Linked DNA regions of Homo sapiens: region 1 is linked to region 2. The links are chromatin loops, found by intact Hi-C in ENCODE. Cell type or tissue: IMR-90. All regions are shown on one strand. Each heading gives the region's core, and the rest is flanking DNA. Links, peaks and the distances in the headings are about the cores only.

Region 1 (11,527 bases), core at 1,981-9,980, 220 kb before region 2:
CATGCAGTTTCTACAGCCTAATAATTAGGCACAACTGGAAGGCAAAAAAATCCCCAAAATTAAAGGTCCTATTTTTCATATTGGATCCTAGATCCCCAAAAGAGAAACACTACAGAACAACGTGCAAAGATTTTACCATGCATTTCATTGCAAAGCAATCCAAAGACAATCAGCACATTCTATGATTAGCCCATCCCCCTGTGAGTCTTATCTCTCACTGTGGGGGTGGGGAGATTTTCATACCTTCTAGGTAGCCAAGAGCATGCTCCTCTGATCCAAACGTACAAAGAGCTGAGTATCTCCCCATAACTGCAATTAGCCACCCCTAAAAGTATATTTCCTACCTAGTCATTACACACCAAAGCTCTCTCACAATGTGAAGTAATATCTGGTACCCCCAGAAGTCAAAAATGTTGGCTAACACAATGCAAAACAGAACAGAGCTTTAGATTTTGAGAGAGATCTATCCACTTTCAGTTCCTGGGGTTTCATGAGGAAAACAGAGGTTTTTCCCAAAACAGGGTCTGTGGCACCTCCTATTTTTCTCAAGGAGTTCCAGGCTGTTAGAGCTTTAATATGTGGTTTTAATTAAGCTGACTTTTAACCACAGTGCTCTCTTTAGAAATCCTTTTAAACCTCTTATTACCCAACATTAGTCATGCCAAATCACCAGTATTTCTGGCTTTTGAACTTTACCAAACATAACCTCCCAGGTGCTCAGAGAAAGGAAAATTCAAGATGGTTCATGGAGGGGAGGAGAATCAACAAATGGTAAAGGTCATGTAGATATCAAACAAGGAGTGACTCATTCCCTAAGCCAGGAATTGAACCCTGAACCCAGGCTGCCATTGGAAACACACAAAGCCTTAGCCACAAAGATTCAGCATTGGGCAGTTTCCACTGCTATTCCCAGAAGGGGCCTAGAGTAGCCAGTTTTGAGCTTGCAATGACTTTTAACTGCTTAGGATAATTTTTAGAGCCAACTATGACATGAATTCCAAAATTCCTGTTCTCTGGATGGTGGAGAGCAAGAGAAAATACTGCCACGTGGTTACAAGGTCAAGCTCCCAAGGACATGAAACAAGATGAGAGGGAAACTTCATCCAGTATTTTTTTTTTCAGAGACCTGCATCAAGGTTTGTAACTGACCAGTTTGCTGGGCTGGCTTGTACAGCAGTCTTATGGGGTCCTAAGCCTGTGTTCAATCCTAAGTTACTCCTCTTTATGACAGGACAATACAGAAAGACAAATTTATAGCACAAAGTACACCAGATTTGCCACTCCACTTAGCACCCAATATCAAACTGGCAAGGCTCAAACTTGCCCCCAGATGGGCCCTGTCAGGTTTAATCCACTGCACTCCAGTGGTGCTCATATGTGTAGGAAAAGAGCCATGGATCTCTTGGCCACACTTGTCTGTAATAGAGCTTCTGCAACATGGAGCTGGGGAGAGATGTGAGATGCCATCTACTATGGTGAATCCATAGCCCAAAGTCAGGAGCTCAGGTAGGGAGGGAGTCCATCTCGTTGACCACATCCACCTGGAGTCAAACTTCAAGGAGGGAAAGGAAGGAGATCATGGATCAGTGCCACATACCCCACCATTCTTACCAATATTTAGTAATAGTCTTGAATAAATGCTTTTCCATTTGCAGTATGCCCTTAGGAGAATTTCCAGAGATTTTATGTGGCTGTTTCTTTTCAATAATTTTCACCAATGATGGTTGTTTTGCTTGGGAGAGGGTCTACAGAGCCCTTCATGCCACCATTCCAGAAGTGCACCTCCAGGGGGCAATGAGTTGGGGCTGGTATAGCACTGTTTTGGCAATGGCTGACTAGTACAACAAGCCTACTTCCTTCTCCTAAACTACCATCTAGCATTCACTGTTTACTCTTTGCTACTCATGGGGTAGATATTGTTTTTAATCCCCATTTTGCACATGATAAAAGTAAAGCTCAGAGAAATTGAGCTTCATCTCACCATCAAAGAGCTGCTAAAGCACAGTGGTAGAACATGAAGCAGAGCACATTTAAGTACATATCCTACTGAAAGAGCCGTGTTATTCACATGTTAGTGTGTGTGTGTGTGTGTGTGTGTGTACATGCTGATATTTATTACATATGAGGAGAGTCACCTTCTTCCTGAATTTGAAGTATTTTTTAAAACATATTATTTGGGGTCATAATGGAGTATGAGTAAATAGTTAAGATATATTGGCCGGGCATGGCAGCTCACACCTATAATCACTTTGGGAGACTGAGGCAGGAGGATTGCTTGAGTCCAGGAGTTCAAGAGCAGCCTGGGCAACATAGCAAGACCCCTATCTACAAAAAATGAAAAAAATTAGCCAGGCATAGTGGCATGTGCCTGTGGTCCTATCTATTAATACTTGGGAGGCTGAGGTGAGAGGATTCCTTGAGCCCAGGAGTTCAAGGTTGCAGTGAGCTGTGATTCCACCACTATACTCCAGCCTGGGTGACAGAGAAAACCCTATCTCAAAACAAACAAAACAAACAAACAAAAAGATCTATCAATTATAATAATAACTTTTCTGCATTTAATTCATAAACAAGAGGCTTCCAAACTTACCTAATAAAATGCACTTATGTCAGGGTCTCTCCCTCTTGACAGATTTGGAGGGAAAATGGGGGCTGCGGGATGTTCTCCTGTCTGAGCCTCCTCTTCATGATGGGAATGCAGTGCTCAGCAAAGCACATCCTGGCCGATGGGAGAAGGGAGGGAGTAGGATAGAATAGCTCTGAGCTCCCTTTCTGCTCCAAAACTTTAAGATTCCATGAGCTAGGATGTCAGTGACTCTTTGCCCTACGGCCTTCGGACCCTAGTTTTCCAGCACCAACTTCAATCAGCTCCAACCACCAGCATCTCATCTCTGTGCCAGAACCTGCAAATGCAGCAGGTCAGACATGCAGAGGGATTCACACTCAACAATGACTGACAGGACCCCGTGTATAAATACCCCAGCTCCCTCCTGCCTCAGGCTCCACATCCAAACCAAGGCAGTGTGAATCCAGAAGTGTTTATGTGAAGCAGAGGAAATGTGACTGAGCAGAAAGCAGGAGCAGAGTTGTGTGAAGCCAGGAAGAGGAGGGCACAGCCAAGGGCAGCCCCTGTCTGGGCAAACTGTGGGGTCAGCAGTGCAGGAAGAGCAGGGGACTCCAGTCGGAGGCTCAAGGGTCAGCTCTTATTACATGACATTCCGAAATACAGATCATCCCTTTTTGTTCATGATCTAAGGTGTGGCAAAGCTCAAAATTGGGGGCACATCATGACCTTTCAAAAGTTACAAGGAACTTTGACACAAAATGGGACCTCGGAGCTGTAGTAACCTCAAGCCAACCCAGCCCTGGCTCTCCAGAGGGAGAGGGCCAGGCCCAGGTCAGCACCAGCCACATCTCACACCCATCCTCAGCAGAAGTCACCCCTGTGGGAATGCCAGGGTCCAGGGTACACCATGCCCAAGCAGACATGACAGAGGAACTCCAGGCTTAGCAGCTCCGCATTGACATTTCTGCCTACCCACTGTTAACCCTCTTTCAAAGCCAACCTCCTCCAGGCCCAGCCACAGCACTCTCCCTCCTATGCGGTCACTAGGAGTACTTGCCTGGAACCAGGCCCACTGGGTTAGGATCCTGGCTTGTGAGTATGACTTTCAGCAAGTCTTTTTTTTTTTTTTTTTTTTTTTTTGAGACGGTCTCACTTTGTCACCCAGGCTAAAGTATAGTTGTGCGATCTCGGCTCACTGCAGCCTCGACTTCCAAGGCTTAAGCAATCCTCCCACCTCAGCCTCCCAAGTAGCAGGGACCTCAGCCTCCCACGTAGCACCACCACACCTAGCTAATTTTTTATATTTTTGGTAGAGAAAGGGTTTCACCGTGTTGTCCAGACTAGTATCAAACTCCTGAGCTCAGGCGATCTGCTTGCCTCGGCCTCCCAAAGTGCTGGAATTACAGGCATGAGACACCGTGTCCAGCCCTGGCAAGTCTTTTGTGCCTCAGTCTTCTCATCTGTAAAATGAAGATAATAATAATTATCTCAGGAATTGATTTAAATAGTGCAGTTACCAAAGTCAAGAAACCTGGCAGACACTGTCTTAACTAAGTGATCAAAGTTAACATCACCAACAAGGAGACATATTGACATCACAGGCCTCCTGACAAGATGCATTACTTCTGTGGCATTACCACCGAAAATGTATAATCTGAATTTAATCATGAATAAACATCAAACAGACTCAAACTGAGAGGAATTCTACAAAGTAACTGGCTCGTACTCTTCAAAAATGGCAAGGCCGTGACATATACAGAAAACCCGAGGAACTCTTCCACGTTGTAGACAACTAAATGCAGCGTGGGATCCAGAAGGCAGTCCTGGGGCAGAAAGGATGGGGGAAAAGGAAAGAAATTTTTGGTTCTGTTTTGTTTTTGCTCTGAAAGACAGGACTGGTACAGTCAGTGAAACTTTGGATGCATCGATTGGATGGCTGTGTTGTGTCAGTGCTAAATTTCTGGTTTTGATGAGGGGACTGTGGCTGTGTAGGGGAGTGTAGGAGCCTAGGAAGAAGACGGACTCTCCAGAGGGAGAGGGCCAGGCCCAGTTAATAACTGTAGTTATTAAACTCTGGAGCAATTGCTGTCTGCCCCACACAGTCTATGATTATAGATAGTCTTGTTGCTTAACTGCTCAGCAGACAGATGCTTGATTCCTGGGGCCATTGCATATTTGTAACACCTAGGAGGTCTAAAATATTGGCAGGCAAGTTTGTTTATCCAACACTGAATGAGATCTGGATTTGCCAGTCACTGTGCCAAGCACAGGGAAGCAAAGGGACCTGAGGCCCAGACCCAGGCCTTTGTAGAATGTGCCCATTCCAGCAGGAGTGGCTGGAGGGCTCCCCACAGATAAGGACAGGATGGGGTGCTCTGTGCCAACTGGTGAAATGAGAACAACCGCAGGAATGCAGAGGAGGAAAAGGAATGTGTGTGGAAAAAAGACAAATGACACGGAGAAGTAGTAAGAGCAGAAAGACCCTGTTTAACGTGACCTTCAATGCATTTTCTTTGAGATGAGTGTGGGCTTGCCTGAAAAGGTGAGAAGACAAGATATGTTCAAGGCATTCAGCCATGATGGCACCATTACACTCCAACCTGGGCAACAGAGCAAGACCCGATCTCTGAGGGAAAAGAAAAAAAAAGAAAAAAGAAAAAAAAAAAATATATATATATATAATAATGACTTTTCTGTATTTAATTCATAAGTGAGAGGCTTCCAAACTTACCTTAAAAATGCACTATGTCAAGGCACAGTCTCTCACTTTTGACAGAACTTGTGAGGAAAATGCGAGCTGCAAAATGTTTTCCTGTCTGAGCCTCCTCTTCACGATGGGAATGCAGTGCTCAGGGAAACACATCCCAGCTCCATGAGAGAAGGGAGGGAGTAGACTAGTATGCTCTGAGCTCCCTTTCTGCTCCAAAACTCTAAGATTCCATGAGTTAGGGTGTCAGTGACCCTCCCCCAGTGGCCCTCAGACCCTAGCTTTCCAGCACCAACTCCAGTCAGCTCCAACTGCCTGTATCTCATCTCTGGGCCCGAAGGCTCTTTCAAGAACTTGAGTGTGCAGCAGGTCAGATATGCAGAGGGAATAGCACTCAACAATAACTGACAGGACCCAGTGTATAAACACTCCAGCACCCTCCTGCCTCAGGCTCAAAGCATTATGACTTATGACTCAAGGCATTGAGTCATCATTTGTAATAGAAAAACTTGGAAATATATGGCAAGATATGTAATAGCCACACAACACCTCTCTCTTCCTTTGGAGTGCAGTGGTGCAATCACAGCTCATTGCAGCTTCTCCAGCCTCAGCCTCTCCAGTAGCTAGAGGTCTTGCTATGTTGCCCAGCCGGTCTTGAAATCCTAGGCTCATGTGAACCTCCTCCTTGACCTCCCAAACTTCTGGGATTACAGGCGTGAGCCATGGTGCCAGGCCAAAAAAAAAATGTGTAGACAGCCCCAGCCTCCTCCTTGTGATACTATACTGCCGCCTAATGTCCTCTCAACAAATGACACCAAATACATTCTCCACGTGGATTCAGAAATTGTATAAACAAGGTTGAAGTTGAAACATTTTATTGTGATAGGAAAACATTTTGGAAACCAGTCTGCACATATGCACGTATGCTTGTGCATTTATGAAGTATATCTGGAGAACACAAATAAGCTGTTAACAGCAGATGCCTCCAGGAAAGGGAACTGGCAGGCTGAGAAATCTACCAAAATCATGGTGATGACGATGGTGATGACGTTATTTTGTATCTTTTAAATTTTGAGGCATACAATGTCCTGCTAATTGAAAAAAATTTTTAACTTAAAAAAACATTTATTAAATGTTGACGCTATGATGACTAAGGGGCCATCTTTTCTTCATTCATTGATTAGTGTTCTTAACAAATACTTACTGAATGCTTCCTGTGAGGGGGGCACTGTTTGGAGGAAAAACAGTGAGGAAGACACGCTCCCACCCTCCTGGAGCAGAGATGCTCAGAGGACTGCCCGGGACACCGCATGGTGAAGGTGGCCGAGCCCACGGCCTGGGTCTTAGGCTGGCCGGCCACGTGGAGCGGCACCCACCCAGCCCTGCTGCCGTGAGTCAGTGCCGTGGGGAGCAATCGCATGCATGGGCTTCAGACCTGCATTGGGCCTCTTTATTTGGGCACTTCAGCCTTATCCTAATTAATATGACACTTCACAAGCAGCATATAAGGGACATTTTATTCACCCAGCAGGTGCAGCACACACATTCTTCTCCAGTACCATGGAAAACTTGCAAAAAGTTACAAAGAGGGATACAAAGCTCATGTCAACAACCTCCACAGAGTGGATATCAGAGATGACACTCCCTGGCCCACAGCTCAATCAAGTGAGAATTCACTGATTAAAAGGTAAATTTAGAAATTAATTCAAAAATTTAAAAATGTTTCTTTTTTAATCTTTTTTTAAAGTTTATTAGCAATCTAAAAAAATACTGGTTATTTTTTTGACTTAAAGAAACCACTAACTTGCTAATCTCTAGGACATACAAGTTCCATTTATGGTCATGAACTTCATAGTAGGCCAAATGTAGGATTTAAAATCCAAGAAACAAAAAAAAAATTATAGAATTTTAACCTCACAATTATTTGAATGTCATTTTGGAAAAGTGCTACCTGAGACGCAGACACTGAGGACATACCTGTATGTACATGTTGGTCCTGACCTCCACCTCCCTTTGTACTCACACTAAGAAGTACCCCAGTTACTAGAGTAAACAGAATAGAAGGAAAGAAGCTGTGAATAATTACTTATGAGAAAGGGGACACGACCATGGCACAGGTGCTTCCTAACTCGTACTGTGACATACTCTCTCTTCAAAAACTGTCCTTAAATGTTTGAGGTGATGTATATCCTAGTTACCCTGATCTGATCATTACACATTGTACATATGTATCAAAATATCACATGTACCTCAAAAATACATAAAACTATGATATAGCAAGTTTTTTTAATACGTTAAGTTCTAGGGTACATGTGCACAACGTGCAGGTTTGTTACATAGGTATACATGTGTCATGTTGGTTTGCTGCACCCATTAACTTGTCATTTATATTAGGTATTTCTCCTAATGCTATCCCTCTCCCTGCCCCCTTCCCCACAACAGGTCCCAGTGTGTGATGTTCCCCACCCTGTATCCAAGTGTTCTCATTGTTCACTTCCCACCTATGAGTGAGAACATGCGGTGTTTGGTTTTCTGTGCTTGCAATAGTTTGCTCAGAATGATGGTTTCCAGCTTCATCCATGTGCCTGCAAAGGACATGAACTCATCATTTTTTATGGCTGCGTAGTATTCCATGGTGTACATGTGCCACATTTTCTTAATCCAGTCTATCATTGATGGACATTTGGGTTAGATCCAAGTCTTTGCTATTGTGAATAGTGCCTCAATAAACATAAGTGTGCATGTGTCTTTATAGTAGCATGATTTATAATCCTTTGGGTATATACCCAGTAATGGGATCGCTGAGTCAAATGGTATTTCTAGTTCTAGATCCTTGAGGAATTGCCACACTGTCTTCCACAATGGTTGAACTAGCTTACACTCCTACCAACAGTGTAAGTGTTCCTAGTTCTCCACATCCTCTCCAGCATCTGTTGTTTCCTGACTTTTTAATGATCGCCATTCTAACAGGTGTGAGATGTTATCTCATTGTGGTTTTGATTTGCATTTCTCTGATGACCAGTGATGATGAGCATTTTTTCATGTGTCTGTTGGTTGCATAAATGTCTTCTTTTGAGAAGTGTCTGTTCATATCCTTTGCCCACTTTTTGATAAGTTTGTTTTTATTCTTGTAAATTTGTTTAAGTTATTTGTAGATTCTGGATATTAGCCATATGTCAGATGGGTAGATTACAAAAATTTTCTCCCATTTTGTAGGTTGCCTGTTCACTCTGATAATAGTTTCTTTTGCTGTGCAGAAGCTCTTTAGTTTAATTAGATCCCATTTGTCAATTTTGGCTTTTGTTGTCATTGCTTTTGGTGTTTTAGTCATGAAGTCCTTGCCCATGCCTATGTCCTGAATGGTATTGCCTAGGTTTTCTTCTAGGGTTTTTATGGTTTTAGGTCTAACATTTAAGTCTTTAATCCATCTTGAATTAATTTTTTGTATAAGGTGTAAGGAAGGGACCCAGTTTCAGCTTTCTACATATGGCTAGCCAGTTTTCCCAGCACCATTTATTAAATAGAGAATCTTTTCCCCATTTCTTGTTTTTGTCAGGTTTGTCAAAGATCATATGGCTGTAGATGTGTGGTGTTATTTCTGAGGCCTCTGTTCTGTTCCATTGATCTATATCTCTGTTTTGGTACCAGTACCATGCTGTTTTGGTTACTGTAGCCCTGTAGTATAGTTTGAAGTCAGGTAGTGTGATGCCTCCAGCTTTGTTCTTTTTGCTTAGTATTCTCTTGGCTATGCAGGCTCTTTTTTGGTTCCATATGAACTTTAGTTTTTTCCAATTCTGTGAAGAAAGTCATTGGTAGCTTGATGGGGATGGCATTGAATCTATAAATTACCTTGGGCAGTATAGCCATTTTCATTATATTGATTATTTCTATCCATGAGCATGGAAAGTTCTTCCATTTGTCCTCTTTTATTTCTTTGAGCAGTGGTTTGTAGTTCTCCTTGAAGAGGTCCTTCATATCCCTTATAAGTTGGATTCCTAGGTTTTTTATTCTCTTTGTAGTAACTGTCAATGGGACTTCACTCATGATTTGGCTCTCTGTTTGTCTGTTTATTGGTGTATAGGAATGCTTGTGATTTTTGCACATTGATTTTGTATCCTGAGACTTTGCTGAAGTTGCTTATGAGCTTAAGGAGATTTTGGGCTGAGACAATGGGGTTTTCTAAATATACCATCATGTCATCTGCAAACAGGGACAATTTGACTTCCTCTTTTCCTCACTGAATACCCTTTATTTCTTTCTCTTGCCTGATTGCCCTGGCCAGAACTTCCAACACTATGTTGAATAGGAGTGGTGAGAGAGGGCATCCCTGTCTTGTGCCAGTTTTCAAAGGGAATGCTTCCAGTTTTTGCCCACTCAGTATGATATTGGCTGTGGGTTTGTCAAAAATAGCTCTTATTATTTTGAGATACGCTCCATCAATACCTAGTTTACTGAGAGTTTTTGGCATGAAGCACTGTTGAATTTTGTTGAAGGCCTTTTCTGCACCTATTGAGATAATCACGTGGTTTTTGTCATTGGTTCTATTTATGTGATGGATTATGTTTATTGATTTGCATATGTTGAACCAGCCTTGCATTCCAGGTATGAAGCTGACTTTATCATGGAGGATAAGCTTTTTGATGTGCTGCTGGATTTGGTTTGCCAGTATTTTATTGATGATTTTCACATCTACATTCATCAGGGATATTGGTCTAAAATTCTCTGTTTTTTGTTGTGTCTCTGCCAGGCTTTGGTATCAGGATGATGCTGGCCTCATAAAATGAGTTACGGAGGATTCCCTCTTTTTCTATTGATTGGAATAGTTTCAAAAGGAAGGGTAGCAGCTCCTCTTTGTCCCTCTGTTAGAATTCAGCCTTGAATCCATCTGTTCCTGGACTTTTTTTGGTTGGTAGGCTATTAATTAGTGCCTCAATTTCACAGCCTGTTATTGGTCTACTCAGAGATTCAACTTCTTCCTGGTTTAGTCTTGGGATGGTGTATGTATCCAGGAATTTATCCATTTCTTCTAGATTTTCTAGTTTATTTGCATAGAGGTGTTTATAGTATTCTCTGATGATAGTTTGTATTTCTGTGGGATCAGTAGTAATATCCCCTTTATCACTTTTTATTGCGTCTATTTGATTCTTCTCTCTTTTCTTCTTTGTTAATCTTGCTAGTGATCTATCAGTTTTGTTGATCTTTTCAAAAAACCCGCTCCTGGATTCATTGATTTTTTGAAGGGTTTTTTGTGTCTCTATCTCCTTCAGTTCTGCTCTGATCTTAGTTATTTCTTGCTTTCTGCTAGCTTTTGAATTTGTTTGCTCTTGCTTCTCTAGTTCTTTTAATTGTGATGTTAAGGTGTTGATTTTAGTTCTTTCCTGCTTTCTCTTGTGGGCATTTAGTGCTATAAATTTCCCTCTACACATTGCTTTAAATGTGTCCTGGAGATTCTGGTATGTTGTGTCTTTGTTCTCATTGGTTTCAAAGAACATCTTTATTTCTGCCTTCATTTCTTTATTTACCCAGTAGTCACTCAGGAGCAGGTTGTTCAGTTTCCATGTAGTTGTGCGGTTTTGAGTAAGTTTCTTAATCCTGAGTTCTAATTTGATTGCACTGTGGTCTGATAGACAGTTTGTTCTGATTTCTTTTCTTTTACATTTGCTGAGGAGTGCTTTACTTCCAACTGTGTGGTCAATTTTGGAATAAGTGCTATGTGGTGTTGAGAAGAATGTATATTCTGTTGATTTGGGGTGGAGAGTTCTGTAGATGTCTATTAGGTCTGCTTGGTGCAGAGCTGAGTTCAAGTCCTGGATATCCTTGTTAACCTTCTGTCTTGTTAATCTGTCTAATATTGACAGTGGGTGTTAAAGTCTCCCATTATTATTGTGTGGGAGTCCAAGTCTCTTTGTAGGTCTCTAAGGACTTGCTGTATGAATCTGGGTGCTCCTGTATTGTTGCATATATATTTAGGATAGTTAGCTCTTCTTGTTGCATTGATCTCTTTACCATTACGTAATGGCCTTCCTTGTCTCTTTTGATCTTTTGTTGGTTTAAAGTCTGTTTCATCAGAGACTAGGATTACAACCCCTGCTTTTTTTTTTTGCTTTCAATTTGCTTGGTAGATCTCCCTCCATCCCTTTATTTTGAGCCTATGTGTGTCTCTGCACATGAGATGGGTCTCCTGAATACAGCACACTAATGGGTCTTGACTCTTTATCCAATTTGCCAGTCTGTGTCTTTTAATTCGCGCATTT
Region 2 (10,008 bases), core at 1,931-9,930:
GGGGGTGATTGTGGGGTAATTGTCAGTCGGCTGGTTGGTTCACAGCAGGCTTGCCAGACTGCATCGTTTGAACAATAGACACTAGATTTCTCAGTAGATAACTTCAAGGAGCCCCGTGCCAGGGAGTGAGGCCCTCAGCCAACCTTTTGGTGGCAGGCGCAGTGTGAGTTTGCTCACATCCTGCATTCGTGATAGTGATAAACAGTTTGCTATTTGATCATATAGCCTCCAGTGGAATGCTGAGTTGATCATGATCCCTTTGGCCTTTTTGGCTCCCAACATCTCTCCCTTTGTGTTTATGTATTAATTGAAAGAATGTAAGGCCAGGCTGGGCATCTCTCATTCTCTGATTGGCAGTCCGTCCGATTTTACAGACTATGAGCAGAAGACAGAGACAAAACAACATTATTCCAAGAACTACATATAAATTGTTAATGTGGTGCTTTAGATAGGTCCAAGGGTTGAGGCTTGCCAGGCGTTGCTGGAATTTGGTCCAGTCTTCTAAAGCAGGTTGAAATTTTTGAGTTTGCTTATTTAAAACAAGAATTTTGTTTTGTAATTCACCAATATCAAAGGTGATGTTGGATGTGAACGCTCCCTGTAAATGGGCTTTCACAAGGTCCCATGGATAGTCACTTTGGTTATATTCTTAGTTGTTTACACAAATATGAGTGTGGTTAAAATGACAATGCAACTGATGCTGCAACTGCAAGCTCTGTACTTTTTCTCCTAACCAAAGGACCGTGGATTTTAACATTGCCACTTCAGTTTGTAACTCAGTGTTAATTTTATTCTGAAGTAGCCACGGTTGGTCAGCTGTGCGCGTCCAGTTCTCCAGGTACTGAGCTGTTTGAATAGAATTATGCAAAGCTACAGAGGACATCACAACAGAAGTTATTAGTGTGACTAAGGAAACAATAGCAAAAATTATGCCTAAGTCTCTACAGACACGATGCGTAAGCTGAGTTAGAAGAAGTTTCACAAAATGCAAAGCAGGCATGGCAGCCCAAGGTTCAGACAGATTAACAGGAATCCATAGCCCAGGGATGTGACCCAGAATCATCAAGGTAGAAATACTATGTGTTTGCAATGTGCTGTGATTAATGCAGTGATAAAACTGGCAAGATTTACAGGTCAATTGGGTATTGTTTACCTGGAGCTGGTTCTTCTTAGCTGCCAAAAAGACATAAGAATTAAAAACAAAAACTGTAAATTGAGTGGTGATATTCTTTACAAATGCAACATTAAGATTGTGTTGCTTACTATTGCTATTATTGGATAGTATTCCAGTCCAGATGTTGCCATTCATACATGGGAGTGCTGCCTTCCATATAGTCTCTTGAATTGGTCCTTTCCTCCCTAGATAATGCCACTGAGGAAGAGGTGGGCTAAAGCCTGCTCCATGCCAAGCAATCTGGGTGGCAGACTGGGATTGGATCCCAGTACTGTATAAAGAAGAAGCATTAAAAGCTTGCCACCAATGCCAATGAAGTTTGTGCCATGATTTCTGATTTTCATCTTTTCGATCTAATTGACCTTTAGGTTCCCAATCCACAATGTCTCCAGTTAACATAGATTGTTTTCTAGCCAGTGGACCAAGACACTGGGTCCACGGAGGGGGGTAGGAACTACTGAATGGAATCCATTCCATATAATCAGCACAATTAGGGCGATTGGGCCGGGAAAGGTTGGTTAATAGAACCAAGACTTAATAAGTACATAATTTTTCCATAATGATTCAACCATGTTTGAGCTTGAATTGTAAGACAGCTATGGCTGAGCGACATCTTTGTGTTGATTCACAAAGGAAGTCCTTCCAGTGGAGCAGTATAATTAATGACATTATTCTGAGAGTCTAACTGTTCTATGTCAGGGGGAGTTAGGGGTCCTGGAGCCTACTCTCCCTGATCATGATAAATCTCAGGAGGAGTGTCGCTCCAAAGTATAGGTCGTACTGCTGGGAGATTGAGAACGTATGCCCAATGTTTTTGCCTCTGCACAGCGAAAACATACCACATGGGACACTATGGCTAACATGGCCAAGAACATGGAATCAGGGGTTTTTGCCTGTCACTGATGCTCCAGTAGTTTCTCAGCTTCCCACGTGGTTTTCTTGAGTTCTCCCCAGGTTGTGGGGATTGATGTCATCATCACTCTGCTTGGCCTTCTCTCCATCTTTGGAGTCAGGCTCAGCTGGCTCATGGCTCGTATCGGAGGGGCCGGGCCCATGGTTGGCCACCCTGGGTTCCTCCAGTCTCCTATTCCATGGTCGCGTGCACCTTGAGGACACCCACACAGTTTGTCCATCTCCTGTAAAAACACAAGTATACCCTCTTCTCCATGTCAGTAAATCCACCGGACCTTTCCATTTTCCTTCTTCCAGGGGTTTCCATAACACTTTCAGATAAACTTTCCTCTTTTCCTCTAACACTTGCCAATGTCTTTCTGCTGGAGTCTTACCATCCGTACCAGGAGTCAAAAAATTTAAATAAGGCTAAATGTAGTTTTGATTGAGGTGGTAGTTGGCCTCCTATACCCCCTTTTTGTATTTTCAACATGCATTGTAATGTTCGATGTGCCCGCTCTACAATGCCTTGTCCTCTAGGATTATAAGGAATTCCCGTTTTATGGATTATAGCCCAAAGCTATAAGAAATTTTGAAAAGCATGACTAGTATAAGTGGGTTCATTGTCAGTTTTTAATAGCTTAGGTATCCCCATGTGAGCAAATGATGACAATGTCACTGTACATGACCAGCTGTCTCACATGTTTGGCATGTAGCATGCAGCATATGAGAATAAGTGTCTATAGTTACATGAACATAGCTAAGCTTACCAAAGGTTGCTATGTGTGTAATATCCATTGGCGAAATATCATTTGGAGCCAAACCTCGTGGGTTACAGCCTTCTACAGGTGTGGCTCTAGGGACATGCTGGCAAGTAGGACGGGCTTGTATTATAGCCCTAGTTTGGCTGCGAGATAAAGGTAACATGCGAGTAAGGGCGGCAGTATTTTGGTGCAGAAGCATGTGAGACACTTGAGCTTGCTGAAACACAGAACCAATCAGCTTGTCTGCTTTCTCATTACCTAGAGATAGTGGCCCAGGAAGTTGTGTGTGAAAGTGAATATGAGAAATATGAAAAAGAGCTTCAGGAGAGCGAATAGCTTGTTGAAGTCTTACAAATAAATTAAGCCGGCTGGGCGTGGTGGTTCACGCCTCTAATCCCAGCATTTTGGGAGGTCGAGGTGGGAGGATCACAAGGTCAGGAGTTGGAGACCAGCCTGGCCAATATGGTGAAACCCGTCTCTACTAAAAATACAAAAAAATTAGCCAGGCGTGGTGGTGGAGGCTGAGGCAGGAGAATTGCTTGAACCCAGAAGGCGGAGGTTGCAGTGAGCCAAGATCATGCCACTGCACTCCAGCCTGGGCAACAGAGCGAGATTCTGTCTCAAAAATGAAAGAAAAAAAAAGTGAAAAGGGAAGGGAAAGGGGAAGGGGGAAGGGGGAGGGGAAGGGAGAGGGAAAGGGGGAGGGGGGAGGGGAAAGGAAGGGAAGGGAAGGGAAGAGAAGCGAAGCAGTTCTGGGTCTAGTGTACTTTTAATTGTAGCAGTTCCTATGCAACTGGCTACATTTACAACATAAGCTGAATCACAGACAATGTTGATGGGATCTGAGCTGTGAGCTGTAAAACCTGAATGACTGCAATTAGCTCTGAGTGTTGAGCTGAAACCCCAGAGGTCATTATTGTTTGAGTATGTTTTGGTCCATAGATAGCAGCACAACCTTTGGAAGAGCCATCACTAAAATAAGTCTGTCCACCTAGAATAGGCTTGTGATGAGTAATCACAGGAAGAATGAAAGAATGGATTTTATAAAACTGTAAAATTTTGTCTGAGAGGTAGTGGTTATCTATAGCACCCACGAAGTCTGCAAAAGCAGTTTGCCAGGCAGTCAACATTTCCCAAGCTTTGGCTTGTTGCTGGGAGTCTAAAGGAACAATAATTTTGTCGGGGTCATATCCCATAAGCATTTTTGACCTATGCCTGCCCATAGTCACAATTTGTGTAATTAAAGAAAAATAAACTTGCAAGGTTTTGACTGTTTGATTAGGTAAAAAGAGCCATTCTATTGTTACAGACTTGTCTATGAACTGTCCCAAAAGTCCTGTTGGAGAGTGGGGGGGTAGGAAGAATAAACAAAAGCAAGGGTTTTTGCAGCTGTAGCCTTGAGGCATGTCTCTGCTGTAACCTTTGCTCTACAAGCCATAATTCAGCTTCTGCCTCTTTAGTTAATTGCTGCAGGGAATTTAAAGAAGAATCTCCTTGCAGGGTTTGGTAAAGATGTGTAAGTTGATAGGTAACAATACCTAACATTGGCCATAGCCAATTAATATCTCCTAATAATTGCTGAACATCCTTTAAAGTTTGTAACCTGTCTTTATGGAGAACTACTTCCTGAGGCCGTAAACTTCTCTCTAACAATAGTTCCTAAGTATTGGAATGGGGAAGTTGTTTGTACCATTTCTGGAGCTATTTGGAGACTCCATTTAGTCAAAGCCTTCTTTGTTTCTCTGAATAACTGTTGTAGGATTTGATCTGTAGGAGCAGCCAAAAGAATATCATCCATAAAATGAATGATGTAAGCAGTAGGAAACGTATTCCGAGGCTCTAATGCCTGCCCTACGAAAGGCTGACATAGCATAGGACTGTTAAGCATGCCTTGGGGTAAAACTCTCCATTGATAATGAGAAACAGATTCTCTTTGATTAATAGAAGGCACAGAGAAGGTAAACCGAGGCTCGTCCTTGCCGTGTAAGGGCATAGTAAAGAAACAATCCTTAAGATCTATTGCTGCAAGAGGCCTGTCTCTTGGAATAGCCACTGGAGATGGTAAACCTTTTTGTAAGGCACCCATCAGTTTTATATGTGCATTAATAGCTCTTAAATCATGTAGCAGTCGCCATCTTCTGGACTTTTTTGTAATAACAAACACTGGAGAATTCCAGGGGCTGACTCCTCTCTGAGTCCGGCATCCCATTGTTCTTTCACTAGCTGCTGAAGTTGTGTCAGCTTCTCCTGAGATAGGGACCATTGATCTACCCATATGGGTTTGTCACTGAGCCATTCTAATGGTAAGGTAGTGGGTGGAGGAGAAATATCAATGACCCCCATCAGAAATCCTGATGTCCTAGCCCTTTTCTGTTTTTCCAGTTACTGATATCGGGTTAGGATTTCCTTGAAATTTTCCTAAACCTTTTCCCCTCTGATATCCCGTGTTCTTCAACATTTTAAATCCTGGGTTATCGAAGTTTTCATTTGTAAGTCTCATATCCCATGCTGTAAGTAAGTCTTGACCCCATAAATTGATAGCTATATTTGCAACATAAGGCTGAAAAGTACATGACTGTCCATCTGGACCAAGACAAGACAAAATCTCAGGGCTCTGTTGAACACTTTGAGCTGTGCCTACTCCCACTAGGGACATAGAAGTTAATTGCAAGGGCCAGGATGGGGGCCAGTTGTCTTTAGAGATTAGTGATACATCAGCTCCTGTATCCATAAGCCCATAAAATTTTTTTCCTTTAATTTGTACTACACAAGCAGGTCTGTTAGAGGCTATGGGTTGGGATACATAGATTTCCCATGTAGTTGTGCTCCCAAACCCTTTATTTCCTTGTTTCTCCTTTCGTGGAGAAGGGTGTAATTTGCAGGGAATAAGCAATAATTAGCAATATATTCTCCCGGTTCAAAAACCCAAAGATCTTGTGACATTAAAACTACTTGAATTTCTCCTTCATAATCAGAGTCAATCCCTCCTGGGACTACAGTGATGCCTTGCAAGTTAAGATGGCTTTTGCCTAAAATTAGTCCCATGTATCCTGTTGGTAAAGGTCCCCAAATACCAGTGGGAACTTTGATAGGTCTGTCTCCCCCTACTAACGTGATTCTTTCTCTGGCGGGTAGATCTAATCCTGCACTTTGTGGTGTTCCTGGGGTGAGGGAATCAAGTGCCTCTGGGAACTCATCCCTGAAACGGGGTTGAAGTCTGGGCTGGGAATGCCCTCATTGTTTGTGGGGCCCGGGTCCAGGCCCCGTCTCGTTTCCTGGCATGGGGGTCCCATTCTGATGAAATTTTGAGCGACACTGATTAGCCCAGTGATTTCCTTTGTTACAGCAAGGACAAAGTCCTGGCGTTTTTTCCGCTCGGTGGGGCACTGTATTGTAAGGTCCTTTCTGTCCTGAGATCTGGCGGCATTCCTTTTTAAAATGTCCAGTTTTTCCACAATCATAACATTTTCCCATTTTAGGGTTTGACCCTTGGCTCCTTTTAGATTTGTCAACTGCTAAATTAGCCATTGCTTGCGCTAACATTTCAGAGTGATGAAGCTCAGTTCCCACGTCCTGACAAGCTCTGAGAAAATTTCCCAAGTTTTTTGTACACCTCACCGGTGCCAGTGCATGTTTATAATCCGTGTTTGCGTTCTCAAAAGCTAGAGTTAAGATTAGCATTTCTGCAGCTGCGGTATGAGGAATTTGGCGCTTCACTGCTTCTCGCAGTCTTGCAAGAAAATGTGCATAGGGTGGCCAGGTGCAGTGGCTCACGCCTGTAATCCCAGCACTTTGGGAGGCCGAGACGGTCAGATCACGAGGTCAGGAGATCGAGACCATCCTGGCTAACACGGTGAAACTCCATCTCTACTAAAAATACAAAAAATTAGCCAATTGTGGTGGTGGGTGCCTGTAGTCCCAGCTACTCCGGAGGCTGAGGCAGGAGAATGGCGTGAACCCGGGAGGTGGAGCTTGCAGTGAGCCGAGATTGCGCCACTGCACTCCAGCCTGGGCAACAGAGCAAGACTCTGTCTCAAAAAAAAAAAAAAGAAAAAGAAAAAAAGAAAAAAGAAAATGTTCATAGGGCTCTTGCAACCCTTGCATGATATGTAAAAAGGATTGTACTGGGACTCCGTCTTCAGGAATTGTGGCCCAGGCACCTTTAGCGGCCTGTGTTCACTGCTGATAAGCAGCGTCTGGGAGTGCCATTTGATGTTCCAGGTCTGAATAAGGGCCATTACTTAATAGCATATCCTCTGTAATGTCTCCATGTCCAGCAACATGATTCTGTCTAGCCTGGTCTGCACACATTTCTTGCTAATTTAAATTCCATGTCAGATATGTGCTAGTGGACAAGCAAGCTCGCACCAAGTGTTTTACATCAAAGGGTAAAAGACTCATAGCACCAAACACGGATTCTAGCAATCCTAAGGTAAATGGGCTCTGTATGCCATCATTTACCACACTTGCTTTTAATTCCTTTAACAACTTAAACTCTAGTGGAGTGTGTTCATGAATAACCTGCTGTGGATTATTTGGATCAGACCTTACAAAAATAGGAAAAGCACAGGGTTCTAAGGGCTCTCCAGCTATGGCAGCAGAGTGTAAAAATCTTTGTATTGGGGTCTCTATTTCTGCTACTGAAGGAGGCAGTACAGATGTTTCTGCAACTGGAGGAGGCAGTATAGGCCAATTTTTATCCTCCTCCGTTTTTTATTTTCAATTGGCGCTGTGGGTGGGACAACAGATTCTTTCAGATTTTTAGATTCAGCCTGCTCCCCCACAGAATAATAAGGAGATAATGGCAGAAGTACAGTACGAATTAAACTCCAAGTGGAAAAAACAGAAGAATCAACTTTAGGACCTTTTTGATGAGTCTGTTTTAATCCTTCTCCTGCTTTAGCCCAATTTTCCACATCAAGAGTGCCTGCCTGGTGGCTGGGCGCGGTGGCTCATGCCTGTAATCCCAGCACTTTGGGAGGCCGAGGCAGGCAGATCATGAGGTCAGGAGATCGAGACCATCCTGGCCAACATGGTGAAACCCCATCTCTACTAAAATACAAAAAATTAGCCAGGTGTGGTGGTGCACGCCTGTAGTCCCAGCTACTGGGAGGCCGAGGCAGTGGAATCACTTGAACCCAGGCAGCAGAGATTGCAGTGAGCCGAGATCACGCCACTGCACTCCAGCCTGGCAACAAAGCAAGATTCTGTCTCAAAAAAAAAAAAAAAAAAAAAGAGTGCCTACCTGTAGAAACCATGGGTTATGTGTAATACCTTTTGTGGCTTCTGCAGGAGGTTAGTTAGTGCCTGCGAATTAACCTGAGCTCCAGACTGTCTCAACCGAACTTTAAGCAACTGCACATAATGTTTTTCTTTAATAGACAAATTCTGCCCCTTGTTACCCTGAATTCAGAAAACTTCCCATTCCCAGTACTTCTTTAAAGCACTGCTCCCAGTACCTCTTTAGGGCACTAACCTTATATCCGCTACCGGCAGACTCACCCTGGGATCCCCGTTCACCTTGTCAATTTCAGTTCCTCTGCTCCAGCAGACCTTCTTCTTCATGTCCTTGAAGTCCCTGTTTGGGCGCCACTTTGTAGAGTACCTGATTCTGTCGCTGATCGGGGGTGCCACCTGTAACCTGCATGAACCTAGGGGGACTGAACAAAGGGGGCGGTGAATGTGAGAATAAAAGACAAGAGACAAAAGAGTATATTTGAAAGAAGGGGTCAAGGGGCACCTTGCCTCTAGTGGACAAGGGCCCTGAGCTTTACACAGCCCTCCATATTTATTAGGCAAAACAGATAGTGATAAATGGGGGGGGTGATTGTCGGGTAATTGTCAGTCAGCTGTTTGGTTCACAGCAGGCTTGCGAGACTGCATCCTTTGAACAATAGGCACTAGATTTCTCCGTAGATAACTTCAAGGAGCCCGGCACCAGGGAGCGCGGCCCTCAGCCAACCTTTTGGTGGCAGGCACAGTGTGAGTTTGCTCACATCCTGCATTCTTGATAAACAGTTTGCTGTTTGATAATATAGCCTCCAGTGGAATGCTGAGTTGGTCACAATCCCTTTGGCCTTTTCAGCTCCCAACATCTGACCTGACTGCTGGCCTCTCCTATCATCAACCTGCTCCAGCATCACTGCCTCTTTGCTCATCCTCAGCCGACCTTCCTGGGGCCTTTGCAGCTTGATTCCTCTGCCTGGAATTTCCTGCCTTCCCTAAGGCCCATAACCACTTGGGTTATTTTCTCCCTGTTCAGGTCTGTGCCTTCTCTGAACACTTGAACTCAAAACCCTGACTCTTTCACCTTCACTCTATTCATCTTCTTTGGGTTATTCTTAGTGCTTTTTCACCAATATATTTCTTATCAGTGTATCTGTGTATTGCGTTTTCCCACACTGGAATGTAGACTCTGTAGAAAGGACTTTGTTTACTGCTTTATTTTCAGTATCTAGGTCAATGCCAGGCTAATACTAGTGTAAACCAAAAATAAAATCCCAAACCCTCCATCCCCTGCTGACTGGATGGACCCCTTCTGGGCCAAGGGGACCCCAGGGAAACCTGAAAAAAAACAAAAATGGAATTATCGGCTATGACAAGAAGCAAGATGGGATGCACCTTGTTGTACCCCCTCCCTTTTGGAGTATAGGTGCAACTGGCCAGCATTAACATTAAAATAAAGATCCTAAGACTCACAAACACACTCTTTGTGGCAATAAGGTCCAAACTCCAACCTGACTGATGTAGCATCACATGACAGATAGCAGACTCTGAAGGAAATCAAGATGTTTTACCCCAAAATATATTTCTTTGAAATATTTTGAAATGGCCCTGGAAAGCCATCTTTTGTGTGGGGAATTTGCATCTGTTAAGAATCTCCGTTAATGCAGCCAGGTCTTTCCTGAATCTAGGAGAGGTTAAACAAGAGTTTAACACACCTTTTAAGATCCAAAAAGAGACATTTACCATCAATTCTTTCAGAAGGCTGCTGCCTATGAGGCTTCATCCACATAACAAGAAACTTGGTCTCCACAACCTCCCCCTTAACTCAATAATTTCCTTCTATTGACAGTCTTTAGACAAAACTTGACTCAACCAATTGCTAATCAGAAAATCTGTAAGCTCCCTGCTTCAAGATATCCCACCTTTTTAGGCTGAACAAAAGTACACCTTCCA

The links. Hi-C counts contacts between places; a loop is a spot of excess contacts. Peaks named below come from ENCODE experiments on the same cell type or tissue, not always from the same donor. Only the 100,000 strongest peaks of a DNase experiment are listed, where the experiment ranks them.
Region 1: a loop joins it to region 2, with 6 times the contacts of the local background. A loop is called at or near these places in 9 of 110 quality-filtered maps.

Annotation. Positions count from the first base shown.
Region 1 is chr20:25,173,294-25,184,820 of GRCh38, forward strand. LOC101926889 (a long non-coding RNA gene) reads right to left here. Exons shown (of 6, transcript NR_109994.1): 6 at 11,379-11,527. Among named protein-coding and RNA genes, the nearest start is that of ENTPD6, 17 kb to the right of the region's middle. RefSeq lists an enhancer at 680-974. In IMR-90, for the core only: a CTCF peak has its summit at 6,063; a DNase peak (open chromatin) is centred at 5,768; H3K27me3 peaks cover 779 bases.
Region 2 is chr20:25,394,349-25,404,356 of GRCh38, forward strand. It overlaps LOC105372581 (a long non-coding RNA gene), which reads right to left. Exons shown (of 3, transcript XR_937403.3): 2 at 8,332-8,489; 3 at 302-375. Among named protein-coding and RNA genes, the nearest start is that of GINS1, 8.3 kb to the right of the region's middle. RefSeq lists a silencer at 3,572-3,772. In IMR-90, for the core only: a CTCF peak has its summit at 4,967 (motif pointing left); a DNase peak (open chromatin) is centred at 4,943.